2 separate regions of the Homo sapiens genome follow, and region 1 is linked to region 2. A link is an interaction called in ENCODE POLR2A ChIA-PET data of the cell type or tissue named here. Cell type or tissue: K562. All regions are shown on one strand. Links, peaks and the distances in the headings refer to the core of each region. The heading gives the core; the rest is flanking DNA. Region 1 holds the start of LOC105370689 (a long non-coding RNA gene). Region 2 overlaps INF2 (inverted formin 2).

Region 1 (9,701 bases), core at 544-8,543, 830 kb before region 2:
TCTGCCTCAGCCTCCTGAGTAGCTGGGACTGCAGACGCCCACCACCATGTCCAGCCAATTTTTGTATTTTTAGTAGAGATGGGGTTACACCATATTGGCCAGGTTGGTCTGGTCTCGAACTCCTGACCTGGTGATCTGCCTGCCTTGGCCTCCCAAAATGCTGGGATTACAGGCGTGAGCCACCGAGCCGGTTGGCCATTTTGGTCTTGAAAACCCAGGGACACACTGCAGGGCTGGGGGGGTGGGGGGGCAGGGGACTCACAGGATGTTCTGTAGAAGAGTGGAGGACCTGCAGCTATGCCTGGAGGAGCAGCGAGGCGCTCCATTGCTGGAAGGACGCTGAGAGGGGTTCAAACATGGGCAGATGTTCCAGAACCTTCCTGCTGGAAGCCTTCCCAGGCACCTTCCGCCACCTCCTGACCCCCTCGAAGGTGTGTGGACTTGTTAGGTAGCTCTGACTTTGCTTTGTGGGGTGCTGCCTAATCCTTCCTCCCCTGCGCCCTGGCTGGAGCTCCCCGGGGCCTTTCACACACATTGTCCTTTCATCCTCAAACAGTCTCCAGGAAGCAAGCACTGCTGTCATTCCTACTTGACAGATGAGGAAACCAAGGCCGAGAGAGGCGAATTAACCAGCCATTAGGTCACACAGGCGGGATGGGGCCTGGAGCCCCTGCAACCTCAGACTCAGCTCCAGGTGCTCCCAAACCTATGGGCAGTGGTGACTGTGCATTTCCACCATCAAAGCAGCCTTGCACAGGGCCCAGCTGAGTGGAGTGCCAGGCAGTGCCGGGAGGGAGGCGGGGCTGGGGGCTGGCAGTCACGCCTGGGCCTGCAGGCACTGGCTCGGGGCCTGCTATCCCAGGAGAAACAATCATCTGGCTCGTTGTCAGGCTCGGATTTCTTACCTCCTCAGAGGGGCGCGTGCCACCGGCTGGCCATGGGGAGAGCTCAGTGGAGCTGGCTCCTCTGAGGCCTCTCTTGGAGCAGGGCCCCTGGTCTCCAATCCCCTGACTTCCATGCCCCTGTGCCCTCCTGGTCTTAGGCACTGACCAGACCCGACTGTAACTGGGCAGTGGTGCTGCCCTAGAAGGGCTGATCTTGCAGGCCAACAGTGTAGGGTGTGTGTCTGGGAGGTGGTTCCCCAGGCCTCCCTGGTGCTGCTTCAGAGCTTGACACAGAAGTGACCTGCTGGTGTCTGCAGGGCCCCAAGTGCTGAAGGAGGCCTGCCCTGGCTCCTGCTCCCCTCGGCCCTCCATTCCAACTCCTCTGGCTTCACCTCCCGCTCATCATTCCCTTGCCTGCCCTCCGGGCCCATCCTTGCTCATGCTGTTGGTTGATCCCAACACGTCCCTGCTTCCATCCTCGCTAGTGAAAATTGGACACGGCCTTCAAGGTTCAGCTCAGGCACTTCCTCCTCCAAGAAACTGTTCCTGATCTACCTAGTCTCAGGGAGGCCAGCCTCGCCCACAATTCCTGCTCTCCTGGGCCCCATCACCCAGCTCAGAAACTCAGGGCAGGCCGGAGGGAAGGAGATGGGCTGAGCCCTCGGACCCCCTCACCTGGGGGCTCACCCTCGGCTTCACTTTAAGGGATCTCCTGCCCCAAGACTGGAGATGCTCCAAGGCTCTGGCAGGGCACACCTGGCTGCCCAGGAATACAGGGAGGGGACTTCAGCACCCTGCCCACTCTGGGCCCCCAGGGCCTACACTCCCACCCGACAAGGATGGCTACTCACTGACAGTGACTTACTCACCCTGGCCCTCAGTCTCTTCATTTGTGCATTGGAGATAATGAAACTTACTTCAAAGCCCAGGTACGTGCTGCCAAAGTGCAGGTTGCAGCATGTCAGGCCTCTTTAACTGTACCGGGCTTCACACCTATTGGTAGTTACTGGGAGCTGCTACTAATGACATCCGTTCCTCATTCCTGCCCATGAGCAAGAGCCAGTGCTGGGTGCTGGTGCCTGGGGGAGAGGGCGGTGACGGCAACCCCTGGCTCTGCCTCATCCCACCTTCAGGCACCAACTCTGATGTCCTCACCCTGACCTCCTCCCTCTCCCTCTTCTCTGTTCCCATGGTCACATGTGCCACCCCCCATGTACATGTCTGTTGTTCTACTGTGTGTCTGTACCTCTCTGTGACCCCATCACTCTGCAAGGGCCTGGGCAAGCTGGGGCTCAGGGCGGTCAGGGCTGGCCTAAAGACATAGCGAAGTCGGCCGGGCGCGGTGGCTCACGCCTGTAATCCCAGCACTCTGGGGGGCCGAGGCGGGTGGATCACGCGGTCAGGAGATCGAGACCATCCTGGCTAACACGGCGAAAGCCCGTCTCTACTAAAAATACAAAAAAATTAGCCACGTGTGATGGCGGGCGCCTGTAGTCCCAGCTACTCGGGAGGCTGAGGCAGGAGAATGGCGTGAACCCGGGAGGCGGAGCTTGCAGTGAGCCGAGATCGCGCCACTGCACTCCAGCCTGGGCGACAGAGCGAGACTCCGTCTCAAAAAAAAAAAAAAGACGGCAAACTGGGGCAGCGTTGGGTGGCAACAAGCCAAACCAGGGACCTTAAACCAGGTCTTTGGTTTGATCTCAGGTGGGGATCTGGGTTCCGGAAGGCTCCAAGAGCTGCAGTTACAGGTTAGTTTTCAGGACAGCGTGCAGGGCATCCTGGGGACACGGCTGGGCATCCTGCAGCCTGCCCCGGCTGGAGCTCCGGTGTCTGGGTGTCTGTAGCAGCCTGTGTGGCAGGGGTGGGGGATGGGGCGAGTTACTCTCCACAAAGGGCTTCTGGGAAATCAAGCAGCACTCGCTCTGCTGGGTCTTCAAGGAAAGGGACAGGGCCCAAAGACTCACGGTGCTACGACTGTCCCGGGGCATCCCTGGGCTTTCTCTGGATACCAGCCCCTTTGCTGTACCCCCTGGTCCCTGCACAGCCCAGGCCCCTGCTGCCCCTCTTCATGGACAGCAGTGCCATTCACTGGGGTTCCTGTCCCCAGCCACACCCTTTCCGCATACTCACACAGTGGCCTGTTGAAACTCAAATCTGATCAGCCCATCCATCCTGAAACCTTTCTGGCTTCTGATTGCCTGCAGGATAAAGTCCAACCTCCTTTTCGTGACATTCAAGGCTCTTTGTCTCTTCCTTCAATGTCTGAACTGCCCTGAAGAGAGGAGGGATGGGGTGTTCCATAGACAGGAGGTGGTAGTGCGGGGCCCTGTCAAGATGTGGGCTCTTGAGGCTCCACCGTCCAACTCCCTCCAGGCCTGGTCTCAGGGGACCTTACAGGAAAAGTCTGGCCTTGGTCAGAAAAGCCTAGAGGTTGGCCACAGGCTGGTACGTGGGGGCCCAGAACTGGGCCTCTGACCCCTGCAGAGGGAGTCTCAGGCCTGGCCTGGCTCCCTGCCACAGGATCCCTAGAGCCACATGACTGGTCCTACTCTCCCCATTCCCCTGCTGGGCTCCAGCTCAGTCGCAGGAGCCAAGCCAGATTTGAGGCCAGAGGGCTTGACCAGGTTGGTTCCTGCTAGGTGGCTCTGCGCAGAACCCTCTTACAGCCCATCCAACTGGCCGGGTCCCTTCCCTTTTGTACCATTCTTGTTGGTCCCTGTCTGCCTGACCCTGTGTGGCACCTCAGGGCTGCAGCCTTGGTCTGGGTCCCAGCCACTGGTCACCTTCTGCCCTGAGGCCTGCCCTCCCTGCTGTCTGGGGCTGTCAGCTGGACCTTGGAGCATGGCCATCCCAGGCCCATTCCTGGCTCTGACCACTGTGAGGGGCCCTGGTACCATCCTCCCTGGGCACAATCCCCCTGGATGCTGGCTGGTCAGGTGGAATCACTTGTTAGCGGAGTATAACGGAGTAACAAGCCAGGCGAGGTGGCTAATCCCAATACTTTGGGAGGCCAAGGTGGGAGGATCGCTTGAGGCCAGGAGGCTGAGGCTGCAGTGAGCTATGATAGTGCCACTGTGCTCTAGCCTGGGCAACAGAGCGAAACCCTGTCTAAACAAAACCTAAAAACCCCCCAAAAACCCAAAAACCAAAACAAAAAGAAAACTATCCTTGACACTTTAGTGTAAGTACATCTAATGATAGCTGTAATTATTTCGAAAGCATATGTTGTTACGAGTATGGGGACATCTGGACTTTCTCTTGTAGGAGTGCATCCTTGCAGGTATCTTTAGGCTGTTCCCTTAATTGTAAGCTTCTTGTGACCACAAGTTGTGGCTGGCAAGGAATGTGCCTTGTTAGTCTCAGGATGGAGATGAACTTACAATGGCATTGCTCTGGCTGTCCTGGGCTCCTGCTTCCCTAATGCGCTGGGCGCTGTGGCTCAAGCCTATAATCCCAGCACTTTGGGAGCCCCAGGAAGGAGGATCGCTTGAGCTCAGGAGTTCAAAACCAGCCTGGGCAAAACATATTGAGACCCCATCTCTACAAAAAATTGAAAAAAAAAAAAAGCCAGGCATGGTGGCTTGCGCCTGTAGTCCCAGATACTGGGGAGGCTGAGGTAGGAGGGTCTCTTGAGCCTGGGAGGTGGAGGCTGCAGTAAGCAGAGATCAGTCCCTGTTAAAAAAAAAAAAAAAGTGACAGTCCCCAGGAAGGTGCAGGTCGATGGTGGCAGCCACTGTGGTGGCTTGTGGCTGGTGTTCTTGTCCTATGTTTGTAGCCATCCCTAGGTCCAGGGTTCAGGGCTTCCTGTTCCCAGGAGGGTTCAGATAAGAGGCCCCGAGCAGCCACTCAGGCAGAGCCTCTTCCTGGGGAGAAGGTGCTCCCTGGGGCGAGCAAGTGGGCAGGCCTTGGCTCTCTCCATTCCTGAATACCTTCTACTGTCTAGGTAGTAGAACACCTTCTACTGACCCTGGCCCAGGCTCAGATACGGTCCAACCCGGCAGACCCTTCCCGGGGGCCTGTGACGGTCCCAGGCAGGGAGAGCCACGTCGGGGTGGTGGTCACCCCCAGCGCCCTGAACCTGCGAAGGCCCAGTGTAGGGGTGAGCGCGCACCGGCTGGGGGGACGTTGGAGAAGCCAAGCAGAGGCAGCCGGGCGCGCCTTCCTGCCCTCCCGGTGGAGGAGGACGCGGCAGGGACAGGCGGGCGGCCAGCCGGCTTCAGGACGCTTGACAAGGGTTTTGGCTGAGGGTGCGCCCTGGGCTCTGGAGCGCCCAGGTGCCCCGCCACCCACGGGGGGCGTGGTATGGGGGCGTGGCCTGGGCGTGGCCGGCACCGCCTCTTCCCTTTCCTGAGTCCAGAGGGCCCCTCCTGCCCGCCACGTTTCCTTCCTGCTGGGGGGCTTCTGTTCTCCCAGACCGGGTCGGTGCTCTTTTCCCCCGGCGCCCCTCCCCCACCCAGCCCGGGCCTTGCCTGCCGCAGCCACCTTCTTCTCTGATGCTGTGTCCTGGACTTGGTGACAATGGCAAATTGACAAGAAGGCGAGCCTGGGCCTTTCCTGCGGCGACATCCAGCTTCCCCCGCCCCTCCCTGGGTGGGTGCCCACCACACGCCCAGCCTGCCGCGTGCTTATCCAGGCCCTCCAGGCCAGGCCTCCGGGTCTTATGGAAGAAGGCCCCGTGTCTGGGCAGTGCCGTGGCTGTGAGTGAGCATCCGGGGCCAGTCAGATGTGCCGTCTCCGGAGGTCACTTCCATAGTGGCCATCAACAGCTTGGCCAAACTCGGCCGCAGGATCTTTTCCTATCAATTGCAGGATGGACTCTTCCCGCAGCCATGCGACCTGTGGCCCGCGGTCCTGCTCCCTGAGCTGGAGGAGGCTGAACAGAATGAGCAGGTTGAGGCCTGTGGGAAGGAAGAGCCACATCTCCTTCATGTTTATTACCCCCTCCGCAGGCCATAGCTAGGAGGCCTTGAAGGTTTTTTTAAGGGGGAAAGGGGGTTTCCAGAACCACAGCCGGCTCAGCAGAAAGTCTCCACCAACAGAATCTGTGGGCGCACATTCCTCAACAGCTGAAGAAGGGGCTGGAGGGGCTCATGGCATCCCCTCCAGAGGCAGGCCCAGGGCCCTGTGTGCAGTGGGGGGTCCTGCATCTGCATTGTTGTTAAGAAAGTGACATTTGGCTACATGGAGTGACTCATGCCTGTAATCCCAGCACTTTGGGAGGCTGAAGCTGTCAGATTGCTTGGGCCCAGGAGTTCGAGATCAGCCTGGGCAACTTGGTGAAACCTCATTTCTTTTTTTTTGAGACAGGGTCTCACTCTGTAGCCAAGACTGGAGTGCAGTGGCACAATCTCGGCTCACCGCAACCTCCACTTCCCAGGCTCAAGTGATTCTCCTGACTCAGCCTCCCGAGTAGCTGGGATTACAGGTGTGCACCACCACGCCTGACTAATTTTTGTATTGTTAGTAGAGACGGGGTTTCACCATGTTGGCCAGGTTGGTGTTGAACTCCTGACTTCAAATGATCCACCTGCCTTGGCCTCCCAAAGTGCTGGGATTACAGGCCTGAGCCACTGCGCCCGGACTTTTTTTTTTTTTTGAGATGGAGTTTCGCTCTGTCACCCAGGCTGGAGTGTGGTGGCATGATCTCGGCTCACTGCAACCTCCACCTCCCAGGGTCAAGTGATTCTCCTGGGTCAGCCTCCGGAGTAGCTGGGATTACAGGTACGTACCATCATGCCTGGCTAATTTTTGTATTTTTAGTAGAGACAGGGTTTCACCACGTCTGCCACGCTGGTCTTGGACTCCTGACCTCAAGTGATCTGCCCACCTCGGCCTCCCAAAGTGCTGGAATTACAGGTGTGAGCCACCATGCCCAGCCCTCATTTCTACAAAACATACAAAAATTAGCCAGGCTTGGCACACACCTGTAGTCCCAAGTACTCAAGAGGATGAAGTGGGAGGTTCACTTGAGCCTGGGGAGGTAGAGGCTGCAGTGAACCATGTTCTTGCCACTGCACTCCAGCCTGTGTGACAGTGAGGCCCTGTCTCAAAAAAAAAAAAAAGGCAACACTTCTTGAGGCTGCTGGTTTTTCAGCCCTGCTGTGCTGCATGCTTTTGGCGCTCACTCTAATTCACAGGGCCTCGAGGGCGAGACTTCGGCTCACAGCTGTATCCCAGGGCCTAGAACTGTGTCTGACATATACCAGGTACTCAATAAACCCTTGTCACACAAACCCCCAAGAACATTTCACAATGCTTTTCTTTTTTCTTTTTTTTTTTTTTTTTTTTTTTTTTTTTGAGACAGAGTCTTGCTCTATCGCCCAGGCTGGAGTGCAGTGGCGCGATCCCGGCTCACTGCAAACTCTGCCTCCTGGGTTCACGCCATTCTTCTGCCTCAGCCTCCCGAGTAGCTGGGACTACAGGCGCCTGCCACCGCACCCGGCTAATGTTTTGTATTTTTAGTAGAGATGGGGTTTCACCGTGTTAGCCAGGATGGTCTCGATTTCCTGACCTCGTGATCCACCCGCCTCGGCCTCCCAAAGTGCTGGGATTACAGGCATGAGCCACCACGCCCAGCCTTTTCTTTTTTTTCGAGTGCAGTGGCGCGATCTTGGTTCACTGCAACCTCTGCCTCCCTAGCTCAAGCGATCCTCCCACCTCAGCCTTCCGAGTAGCTGGGACCACAGGCACGTACCACCATGCCTGGCTAATTTTTTGTATTTTTAGTAGAGACAGGTTTTTGCCATGTTGCCCAGGATGGTCTCAAACTCCTGAGCTCAAGCCATCCACCCACCTCAGCCTCTCAAAGCGCTGGGATTACAGGCATGAGCCACCAGACTCAGCCTTGTTTCTCATTTATACAGGTAGCGATTGGAGGCTCAGGAAGGGAATTCATTGCCCAAGGTTGAACACTCAGTGGGAGAAGCAGGCCAGGACACAAGCAGGAGGGGCTCCAAAGCTGAGTTTGTTGCTGCAGAGCCTTTCCTGAGGTTGGGGAGGGTGTCTGCAGAAGGAGGCTGGAGACTGCTGTAGAATCACTACTACTGGTGACATCGTTGTTCTTCTCTGACCTGACCCCTGAGTTGGTCAGACTTGGCCATGTGGACAACCCCCTGCTTCTCCCACTCTCTGCTGCCCTAACCTGAGACTGGTTATTCAAGTGTCTTCCTCACTGTCTCCCCCAAACAGGAAGTATTTTTTGATGCTCTTGCATCTGGGGCTGACCCAACACTGCTCATCCCATGTGGTCATTGCTGGCTTACAGGTCAGTCTGGCCCTTGCATTCGATGTTCTGTAAGGACAGAGCTCATGGTGCTGGCTCTGAGAAGGAAACAGGAAGTGGCAGATGGAAGGGTGGGTAGGTGGGTAGGTAGATGAATGGATGAGCCGGCGGATGAGTGGGCAGATGTGTGTGTGTACGGACAGGTGGGTGGATGCATGGATGGACAGGTGGATGAATAGATGGGCAGATGGATGGATAAATGGAAAGGTGGGTGGGTGGATGGATGGATGGATGGGTGCGTGGATGGTTGGATGGTTGGATGGATGGATGGATGGATAGATGGGTGGGTTGGTTGGTGGATATGTGGATACATAGATGGATTGATGGACAAGTGGATGGGTGGATGGATGGATGGATTGATGGACAGGTGCATGGGTGGGTGAGTGAATGGATGGATGGGTCGATGAGTGGGTGAGTAGATAGATGGATGGATGGATGGACAGGTGGGTGGGGGTGGGGTGGGTGGATGGATGGATGGATGGATGAATAGGTGGGTGGGTAGACAGATAGATGGGTGGGTGGATGGCCAGGTATGGTAGCTCACATCTGTAATCCCAGCACTTTGGGAGGCCAAGGCGGGCAGATCACCTGAGGTCAGGAGTTTGAGACCAGCCTGGCCAATATGGTGAAACCTATCTGTACTAGAAAAAAAAAATACAAAAAATTAGCCAGGCATGGTGGCATGTGCCCGTAATCCCAGCTACTTAGGAGGCTGAGGCAGGAGAATTGCTTGAACCCGGGAGGCGAAGGCTGCAGTGAGCCGAGATCATGCCACTGCACTCTAGCCTGGGCAACAGAGTGAGACGTCTCAAACAAAAAAAAAAAGATGGGTGGGTAGGTGGATAAATAGGTGGATGGGTGGATGGGTGGATGGGTGGATGGATGGGTAGATGGATGGGTGGATGGGTGGATGGGTGGGTGGGTGGATGGGTGGTTGGATGGATGGGTGGATGGGTGGTTGGGTGGGTGGGTGGGTGGATGGGTGGTTGGGCGGGTGGGTGGATGGGGAGGTGGGTGGATAGGTGGATGGGTGGGTGGATGGGTGGGTGAATGGTGTGTTCTCAGCAGCAGCCAGAGGACCACTCCTGTCTCCCTGTATATGCTGATTTGCTGGGGTTTCTGGCCAGAAAGAATCATATAGGCTGTCCATAAAACAGCTGGAGAGGTGGGTAAAGTTTACCCTGCAGATGACAAGGCTCAGGGGAGCAGGAGAGCTGCCTTTGAATATTTAGAGGACTGTCCCTTGGGAGTAGGCAAGGACACCCCTCCTGAGCCTCACGGCTCCACAGGTGGACCAAGAACCAGTGGCAGAAGTACCAGGGAGGCAGATGGTTTCTTGAGGCTCAAGCTGCCTGCTGGTTTCAGACACCTTCTCTTCTGGGGCTTCTGCCAAATGGTAAATGGAACCCGATCTTTTTGCAAACTTACATTTTTAGTTCTGAAATTGTTGATGACTCCAAACATTTTTATAATTAACAAAGTGTCTTGGCTGGGCATGATGGCTTAGGCCTGAAATCCCAGTGCTTTGGGAGGTC
Region 2 (9,366 bases), core at 1,365-9,364:
AAGGGGCTGTTGGCCTGGTGGGGAAGGTGACACATGCTGGAGGCTCAAAGGAGCTGGGAGTCTGAGTGTGAGGGAGGGGAATGGGGGTCATGGTAGGGCAGGTTCAGCTCCAGGTGCCTCCACCGCCCTGCAGGGCCTGGGCTGCCCAGAACCCCGGGGTGCTGCCAGGAACGCGTGCAGTCCTGGAGATCCATGGGTTGCCAAGCAGTGGAAAAATTGGGGCTCTCGGAGGAGCTAAAAATACAGTGTGGCAGCCCCTGCCTCCTAGTTCCGGAATCCTCTCCTGCCGTTCTGCCCACCCACCCCGTGGAAGACAAGCTCCCTCCCTGCACCCCCACCACCAACGCTGGCTCAGGGCCCAGAAGCACCCAGCCCTGTGCCAGTGCCAGAAGGGCGACACCACAGCTGCCTGCCCACTCCCAGGCAGCAGCCCCCCACAGGTGCTCATGTGCCCAGCCAGTGCCTGCCCTACCCCCGCCACTGCTTCAGGGTCCCCAGAGCCCCTTGGTCCCAGGCACAGTAGGCAGTACCTGCCACCCCAGGGCTGCCAGGCTCAGGGCTTGGCCTGTTCCTCGTGGGGAGCCTGGACCCAGGCAGACCTCTCCCTTCCCTACCAGTGGGGACTTCACAGGGGAGGGGGCTGTCCCAGGCAGACTCAGAACATGTCACAGCGGGGGCCTCCAGGCCCATTGGTGCTGGCCGAGGGCATAGGAGCTCCCACACTGTGCTGTGGAAGGCCCTCCTCGCCTGGCTCCTGGGAGGCAAGTGAGGGAGCCGAGGCCTGGGGGCTTCAGTGGCTGGCTCAGGTCCCTCGCGTGCTGGGATTCAAGTCTGGGTACCCTAACCCTGGCCTGTGTGCCGCTCAGAACCATGGGCCCATGCAGGAGCCCCCAGCTACTCTCCACAGCTCGGTGCTGGGCCTGCCTCAGGAGCCCACACTCCCTGGCTCTGGTTTTCTGTCTGCACCGCAGGGGCTAGGCACATGGCTGCAGGTCTAGTGAAGGCCAGCATGGCCCTGTCCCCACCCACACCACACACTCAGCTTGACTGTTGACTGCTAGGCGGGGCGGTGGCCCGGTGGCTTCCCGAGAGTCAGTGCAGCTGCCCTAGCATGTAGGCATTCGGATGGAGGTGCTGGCATCACCACACCAGGCTGGCCAGGCCCAGGCCCAGAGGGGGACCCTGCCTGCCAGAGCTAGAGTCAGGGGAGAGGCATGGCCCCGTCCTCTGGAAGCCCCAGGCTATTGGTTGACAAAAGCAAGTGCTGAAGAACCATGGTGATGTCCCACTAGCATGGGTGGGGTGAGCCCCTCAGACCTCAGAGTCTTCATCTGCAAAAGACCCTGCCCTGTGCAGTTCCATTGGTGCTGGTGGACTGCCGGGGGGGGTGGATGGGACGCCCCTTCTTGGTGCCCTGACCCTTTTGCTGTCCAAGGCATGGGGTCTGGCCTGAGCCATGGGTACTGGGCCCTGCAGAGCCTGGATGGTCCTGCCCTGCCTCAGCCAGAGCTGGTGCCGGCTGTAGAAAAGATTGCGAAGAACGCAAATTCCTGTGCCTGTGGGGAGGTGGCCACGCCCTACAGCCGGGGCTGGGGAGCTCTGAGGACACATTCCTGCGCTGGTGGCCCCGCCAACCCACTTTCCAGATGGAGAGCAGAGGGGAAGGGTAGCCTGCCCAGGGGCACACAGCTCAGCAATGAGACTCCCGCCCCCTTCCCTTCTCAGTTGGCACTGGCACCTTCCAGCGTATTGTTCCCCATAGCCCCGTGCCCCTGAGATCAGTAAACTGTGGATTCCTTCTGGAATCCTTGCAGAAGTGGACACCACCCCCCAGTGAGAACAGGCAAGGCTGTTTTTGCAGAGCTCGCTGTAGCAGGGAGTCGGCCACCGCCACCCGCGTTTAGCAGAGACTCACAGGCGGGCGGGGGAGTGGGAAGCCTCATGGTTTTCTCATATGGATAATTCACTCTATACATAGAAAGCTTTTTATAGACACAGGGAAGGCTCGGGGATGCCCTGAGAGAGGCTGCTGGCTGGAATTTGGGCTCCTATGAGATGAGACAAAAATCACAGAAGCTGTCAGTTATTACCCAGGTCCCAGCCATTTGGGGCCAGTGGCCAGATTGCGGGTCAGAGTGCTGCATATATGGTCTGGCCGTGGTGTGTTTGCAGGTTCAGCCTCATGCTGAAAAGCAGTTGGAACATTCTCCGGTGTAGAGCCTGACGGGGGGCCTGGGTGAGATCGGGCAGCCTTGGCAGCACCACAGAAGGAGGAGAGCAGCTCCGGCCTCAGCCTCCGGGGCCTCAGCCGGAGCCCTGTCTATGCCGGGCCGCAGCCCAGCGAGACCCTGTTACACTCACTGCCCCCAGACAGCACCCGGTGGGACACGGCCAGCTGGGGCAGCTCAGACACAGAGCCAGGCACCCAGGCACGGGGGTATAGGAACCTGATGGGCAGGAGGGCCAGTTTCCTCCCACCGTGGCTCCACCCCACTGACCAAGGGGGATCCTCTTGACTGGGGTCTTTCAGGGGCTTGCACAGGGCAAGGAGCGCTGGGCAGTGCCAAGAGGGGCAGTACTCAGGTCAGGGAGCATCTTCTGTGTCCAGGGACACCCTGGGGCCTGGGGCACGGTGGCTCTCGGCGGCACTGCTTGTCTCTAAAAGGTCAGGATTTTTTGCATGGAGGGACCCCCGGGGCTCTTGGCTGGAGAGGACACTCTGGATGCCAGGGGCCGGGCCTGGGAGAGTTCATAACTCCGTCCACTCAGCCTGTGCCAAGGGGACAGGGACTCCGGCCAATGGAGGCGGGGGAGGAAAGGAGGGTCAGTTCTGGGGCCTCTTTAGGCAGCAACAGCCAAGGCGGGTGGGAATATATGCAGAGGCCCGGCTGCCTGGCTCTTCATGGTGGTGGGAGCAACCCTACTGCCACCAGGAGGGGCGTTGGGGACCTGAGGCTGCCTGGGAGGGACCCGGCTGTCTCTGGCAGCTCAGCGGTCAGCAGCGATGAGAAGCCAGGGGAGCGTGAGGAGCAGCCCAGGACAGGGCCCAGAGTGGGTGGGCAGAGGTGGCCGGAAGGTCTTGCGCATCTGGGTGAGTGGACGGCCACTGGGTGACCAAGAGGGCCGGGCCTGGGAGGGTGGCTTAAAACCACAGTGCACCGGGGGCTCCGGGCTCTCCGTTCTACAGTGCCCAGACCAGGACCCCCTGCAGGGAGGAGGGGCATCCCAAGGACAGCCTCTCAGGATGCTCCTGGCAGCCTGGTGCTGGAGGTGCAGAAGAAGAAACTGAGGCCCAGGCAGGATGAGTGACTGGGCCAAGGTCTGCTGGTGAGGGCCCGGGCTGGGGACATGCAGATCAGAACCCTGGCTTACACCTGTCAGGCTGCCTCCTGGAAGGAGCCCACTGGCCCCCTGGGGCAGTTGGACAGGTGGAGGGCTGAGGGGCGGTGCGGGGAGTAGGGGCTGGACTGCCGGAAACACCAGGCTTGGTCGTGGACCAGGCTGGGGAGTGGGCCTGAGACCTCAAGGGCAGGTGCTCCAGGACACTCTCCCAAGGCAGGAGGGGAGGAATAGAGCCTCCTGGGGAGGCAGGCGCTTGGGTGCTCGACCCCGCTCAGCTCCCGTGACCTCAAATGCCCTTCAGCCTGGGGTCCCCTGACTTACCGGGTTGGGCAGCACTTGAAGCAAAGCCATGTGGGACCTCCAGTCACAGCCCAGCCGTGCCCAGGTGTGGGACTGTGGGCACAGACCCAGCTTCTCTAGGACCCAGCCGCCTCCAGTTCCCCACCTGTTGTGGGAGGTATAAAGTGCCTGCCTTGGAGGTGGTGGGAAGCCGAGGGCCAGGGTGGAGAGTGCTGGGCCGGGGTGGAGGCTCAGAGCGTGTCCCTGCCAGGCCCGGCCCCCTAGCTCCCTCCCCGAGGCTCCACGCTGCTGTTCTCAGACGCTAAATATAAGATCTAAGCCATACATGGTTGCAGGAGGGCCTGGGATGCCCCTGACCTTCGAGGCCAGTTCCCAGGGTCTGTGGTTGGGGACAGCGGCTGGGGGGATGTGGTGGCGTGGAGCTGATGTCAGAGGTGCAACCCGCCTGTCCTGCTGTTCTGTTTTGGGGAAAGGCACGTGTTGGGGCTCTTCTGGGCTGGGCCTGTTACCTACCCGGGTGTTCCCAGGGCTGGAGTCAGACCTGTTGCGACTGAATCCTGGTAAAACCCTGAGTGCCAAGGGTTTCCGTCTTCCTGTTGGTGTGGGCCCCCTACCCACATGCAGACGGGCAGACTGAGGCCCAGGGGAGACCTGGGAGTCGCCCCTCCTCCCCAGCCACGCTGCTGACGCTGTGGGCACCCCAGGCATGCCTGAGGTTTGGAATCTCCCTGTCCATATTGTCCACTGGGGCGGGGGAAGTGCCCTGGGGTGAGATAAGGCAGCCTCAGATGCGCCGTTTTGTCGCATCATTACCGTGGGTAATGTTCCAGCCAGGGGAGCCTCCCGCTCCCCCGAGTCCTCCCCAAGCTCATCCGGTCCCGTCACTCTGCAGGGGCCGTGCTGGCCTCGTGCTGCAGGTTTCTGAGCCGGCTCCTCCCCTCCCAGCCCTGAGCCTCGGGGTCCTCATGCGCGCAGTAGGGCCCTTCCTGCCTGCCGCCTCGGTTGCTGAAATTCGGTCAGGGATGGGTACAGGGAAGCCTAAGATATAGTGGGGGACACAGTGCTACCCCTAACCCTCAGCATGGCACGTGAGCAGGAATTGCAGCAGAGAAACTGAGACCGAGGGAAGTGGCCCCGCCTGCGCTGGTGGCCAGGAGGACAGCCCCCATCCCCTCCCCGCTGACGGCTCCCTGCCCTCTGCCTGCAGCTCGGCAAGATGTCGGTGAAGGAGGGCGCACAGCGCAAGTGGGCAGCGCTGAAGGAGAAGCTGGGGCCACAGGATTCGGACCCCACGGAGGCCAACCTGGAGAGCGCGGACCCCGAGCTGTGCATCCGGCTGCTCCAGATGCCCTCTGTGGTCAACTACTCCGGCCTGCGCAAGCGCCTGGAGGGCAGCGACGGCGGCTGGATGGTGCAGTTCCTGGAGCAGAGCGGCCTGGACCTGCTGCTGGAGGCGCTGGCGCGGCTGTCGGGCCGCGGCGTTGCACGTATCTCCGACGCCCTGCTGCAGCTCACCTGCGTCAGCTGCGTGCGCGCCGTCATGAACTCGCGGCAGGGCATCGAGTACATCCTCAGCAACCAGGGCTACGTGCGCCAGCTCTCCCAGGGTGAGCCGCAGTGTGGGAGGGCCGCCCAGGCGGACGCTGGGGACCTGGTATGAGGCTTCAGGCCCAAAAGGCCCCGGGAGGCCTGGGGAACCACCAGGAGGAAGCGCAGCCAGGCAGGCAAGGAGGGCTTCCTGGAGGAGGACTGGCTTCCTGGGCTCAGGAAAAACATCCACATTCACTCCGAGTCTGAGGCTTCCAGGTCACCCCAGTCCCCGCACTGCTGCACCAGCGGTCCCCCTGTGCCCCTCTCTGTTGTGTGGCTCTGCCCCACCCTTCCTCCCCGTCCTGTGCTGGCTCCCACCCTCTGGGCTCTCTGCCCTCGTCCACACCTCGGCGGCAGGAGTCACTGAGTCAGAGATGCGAATCCACCCGAGTGGCTCCCTACATACACCTGCCTAGCTCCAAGCCCTTCAGCCTCAGCCCAGACAGAGCCCTTGAGGTCTGGCCCACACCTACTGATGGTGTCACCCTCCACCTCCCAGCGCCTTCCCTAGCGCCTCCCTCCCCGCCCTGTCCCCTACTCCAGCACCCAGGGGACTCGTTCCCGGCAGGCAGGCAGGCCCTTGGTCTCTGCCTCTGCTCGTGTTTTCTGCCTTTGCGTCCTCCAAGGTCCTGCGCCGCTAAGCCTTTAAGCCCCAGCTCACTTTCCTGTCCTCCAGGAAGTCTCCCCAGGCTGTGCCCAAAGTTAGTCCCGGTCCCTTGAGAGAAACCCTTGCTGTGCCACTCCATGGCTGCTGCCAGGTCCTACCGATGCTTGGGGACGAGCTAGGGTGGGCAGTGATGGGCGGGGCTGGGCCCATGGGGGCGGCAGTTACCTGTGCAGGCAAGCAAGCCAGAGGCGCCTCGTTTCTGTCGGACCCAGGGGACAGAGGCAGGTGTAGGGGCCAGCCATTCTCAGCCCGTCTCCCCAGCCTGGGCCTGGCAGGGCCCCTCTATGGAGTCTTTTGTGAATTGTTCTCAGCAGGGTCAGATGAGAGACACCCCCAGAACTTTCACAGCTCCAGATGGGGTGGGAGGCAGGGGTTCATAGGAATGAGGTTGTGTCTGCCATAAACACAGTAAGTGCTGCATTGGGAGAAAAGCTGGGCCCAGAGCCAGTGACAGGATGGGGCAGCTGCCTCCAAGCCCTTCCCTGCAGGGTCTGGCCCTGTGGTCCAGGAGCAGGGCCAGGACACCGAGGAGTGGGGCACCTCGTTGGGTCCCAGCCCACTGCTGTGGGCCACAGACAAGTGCCCGGCACCCCCTGGCGTCTGCCTGCCAGGCCCAGAGCCCCAGCCCTGAGCCCAGCTGCACAGGCATGGGAAGGGGTGCATTGGCCCTGCTGAGCCTGCCCACTCCACCCTGGCAGCCCTGGACACATCCAACGTGATGGTGAAGAAGCAGGTGTTTGAGCTACTGGCTGCCCTGTGCATCTACTCTCCCGAGGGCCACGTGCTGACCCTGGACGCCCTGGACCACTACAAGGTGGGCGGCAGGGCCTGGGCCTGGGCACATGGGGCTCCCTGCCTGGGTGTGCCCTGACCCCGCCCTCCCCACAGACGGTGTGCAGCCAGCAGTACCGCTTCAGCATTGTCATGAACGAGCTCTCCGGCAGCGACAACGTGCCCTACGTGGTCACCCTGCTTAGCGTGATCAACGCCGTCATCTTGGGCCCCGAGGACCTGCGCGCGCGCACCCAGCTGCGGAACGAGTTTATCGGTAAGCACCTGCCCTGGGCCGCATGCCCGCTCCTGCCCGCCTCTTGGCCAGTGCATCCCATGCTGCATCCACCTGGGGAGGTGGGAGCGCCACAAAAGCTGCCCCCGACCCAGGGCCCCAGAGGAAGGCGCCATCTCGGGCCTGCCACCACCTGCCCCTTCAATGGACACAGGCCTCAGAACGCCTGGGGGTCAACCCTGGACCGTTCTCATTTGTGAGACTGGCCAGGCAGTGGAGCCGGACAGGGGGCCTGAGACCTCGTTCTAGCCCTGCCAGTTCTGGCAGTGAGCCCTGAGTAAGCATCACTGTGTGTCCAGCATGATGTCTCCCCTCCAGAGCCTCAGGTCTCTGGTGTCCCATGAGTGCAGCAGGGCAGGGTCAGGTGCTCTGGGTGGCAGAAGTGAAATGGGGAAGGCGGGGAGTGGCCTCCGAACCCTCTGACCCTGTCCGTCCCTTCCCAGGGCTGCAGCTGCTGGACGTCCTGGCTCGCCTGCGGTGAGTCCCCACTGTAGCGGTCCTGCCGGCTCCCCCTCCTGCTCCCAAGGCCAGGCCCACCTGCCCTTTGGCTCCCAGCCACCTCACCTAAGCAGCACCTCCAGATGGCAGGGAGGTGGCTCCCTCGGAGTAACCCCAGGGGTCCAGCCAGAAGCCAGGTCTCAGGCTAGAATCCAGCTCACTGTCCCTGGCAGCTGCCCACAGAAACTAGGGTTGCAGCAGCCATAGAAAGGACAGAATGAGCTCATATCCTTTGCACACCGTGGATGGAGCTGGAGGCCGTGATCCTAAGTGAACCAACCCAGAAACAGAAAATGAAATGCCAATAAGAGGGAACTACAGGGTGGTTCACGTGGACGCAAGATGGAGACAGGGACACGGGCTCCAGGGCGAGAGTTGAAAAACTACCTACAGGGTACAGTGTTCGTCGCTACTTGGTGTCAGGCCCACTAGAACAAGGGTCCCCAACCGCCAGGCTGCGGACCGGTACCTGGCCTATTGGAACCGGGCCACGCAGCAGGAAGTGAGCGGTGGGCGGGCATTCCTGCCTGAGCTGCACCTCATGTCAGATCAGCACTGCATTAGATTCTCCAGCGCACGCACGCGCGCAAGGGATCCAGGCTGCGCGCTCCTCATGACAATCTAATGCCTGATGATCGGGGGTGGAACAGTTTTATCCCTAAACCATTCCCGTCACCCCAGTCTATGGAAAAATTGTCTTCCACAAAACCAGTCCCTGGTGCCAAAAAGGCTGGGGACCACTGCCCTAGAAGGCAAATCGCCTACGTTACACAGTGTACCATGTGGCAAACACGCACATGTACCCCCGAGTCTAAAATAAAAATTTTTTAAAAAAGAAACTAGGGTTGCCAGGTACTGTATGGGACATGCAGTTCATTCAGGTTTCAGATACACAACAGACGATATTTTGGTGTAAGTATATCCCAGATGTTGCATGGGATATACTTATGCCAAAAGTTATTCATTGTTTGTCTGAAATTCAAATTGAACAGGTACTCTGTAGTTTCATTTGCTAAATCTTGCAGCCCTGCTGGGAACCCACATAGCTGAGAAGCTCTATCCAGGCCTCAGTCAGGACTGTACTCAGGGGGGTGTCCTTACACCCAGGGAAATCAGCTTGGAGGAGCCCAGGGCTAGAATGCCTGGTGTTGAAATGGCCTCAGGGGCCAGGCGCGGTGGCTCACGCCTGTAATTCCAGCACTTTGGGAGGCCAAGATGGGCAGATCACCTGAGGTCAGGAGTTCGAGACCAGCTTGGCCAACATGGTGAAACCCCATCTCTACTAAAAGTACAAAAATTAGCTGGCCGTGGTGGCATGTGCCTGCAATCCCAACTACTCAGGAGGCTGAGGCAGGACAATCATTGGATCCCAGGAGGTAGAAGTTGTAGTGAGCTGAGATCGTACCACTGCACTCCAGCATGGGTGACAGAGCGAGACTCCATCTCAAAAAAAAAAAACAGAAATGGCCTCAGCAAAGTTTGCCCACATGGGTGCCTGTGCCCCACCAGTGTGGGCTGAAGGGGGCCGGCCCTGCCTGCGGAGGGCTGTGCTCATTGACCAGACTGAGATGACTGGCAAGTCCTAGGCCCAGTGAACACTAAGTTTCCTCCTGCTCAGGCCAGAGCCCCGCCCCTCCTGTATCCATGCAGCCCTGTGGACCCACCTCAGGTGTGGTCTTCACTGTAGTCACGCAGCGCCCAGGGGAGGGCCTTCCCTCCCCCAAGGTCACGGCCCGGTTCCATTGTGTGCCACCTCCCCAGGCCTTGGTGCACGTTACTCGATGGGAGTGGGCATACTCGCCCTTCCCCTTCCCCAGGGGCGTGCGGGTGCCTGGTGACCCGGGGGCAGCCTGGCAGGGCGCAAGGCACTGACCTGGGAGCTGCCACTCTTAGGTCGCTATCC

Evidence for each region. Peaks named below come from ENCODE experiments on the same cell type or tissue, not always from the same donor. Only the 100,000 strongest peaks of a DNase experiment are listed, where the experiment ranks them.
Region 1: POLR2A ChIA-PET joins it to region 2 with 6 read pairs; 1 of 35 experiments calls an interaction of 5 or more read pairs at or near these places.

What each region holds. Positions count from the first base shown.
Region 1 is chr14:103,866,857-103,876,557 of GRCh38, forward strand. It overlaps LOC105370689 (a long non-coding RNA gene), which reads left to right and starts at 5,231. Exons shown (of 3, transcript NR_188198.1): 1 at 5,231-6,605. RefSeq lists silencers at 4,936-5,305, 5,316-5,375 and an enhancer at 5,616-5,795. In K562, for the core only: no CTCF peak of the experiment used is centred there; a DNase peak (open chromatin) is centred at 5,215; H3K4me3 peaks cover 772 bases.
Region 2 is chr14:104,696,508-104,705,873 of GRCh38, forward strand. It overlaps INF2 (inverted formin 2), which reads left to right. Exons shown (of 23, transcript NM_022489.4): 2 at 4,850-5,249; 3 at 6,598-6,713; 4 at 6,788-6,947; 5 at 7,409-7,442. The coding sequence starts at 4,859. Among named protein-coding and RNA genes, the nearest start is that of INF2, 12 kb to the left of the region's middle. RefSeq lists an enhancer at 4,945-5,932. In K562, for the core only: no CTCF peak of the experiment used is centred there; DNase peaks (open chromatin) are centred at 3,942 and 4,434.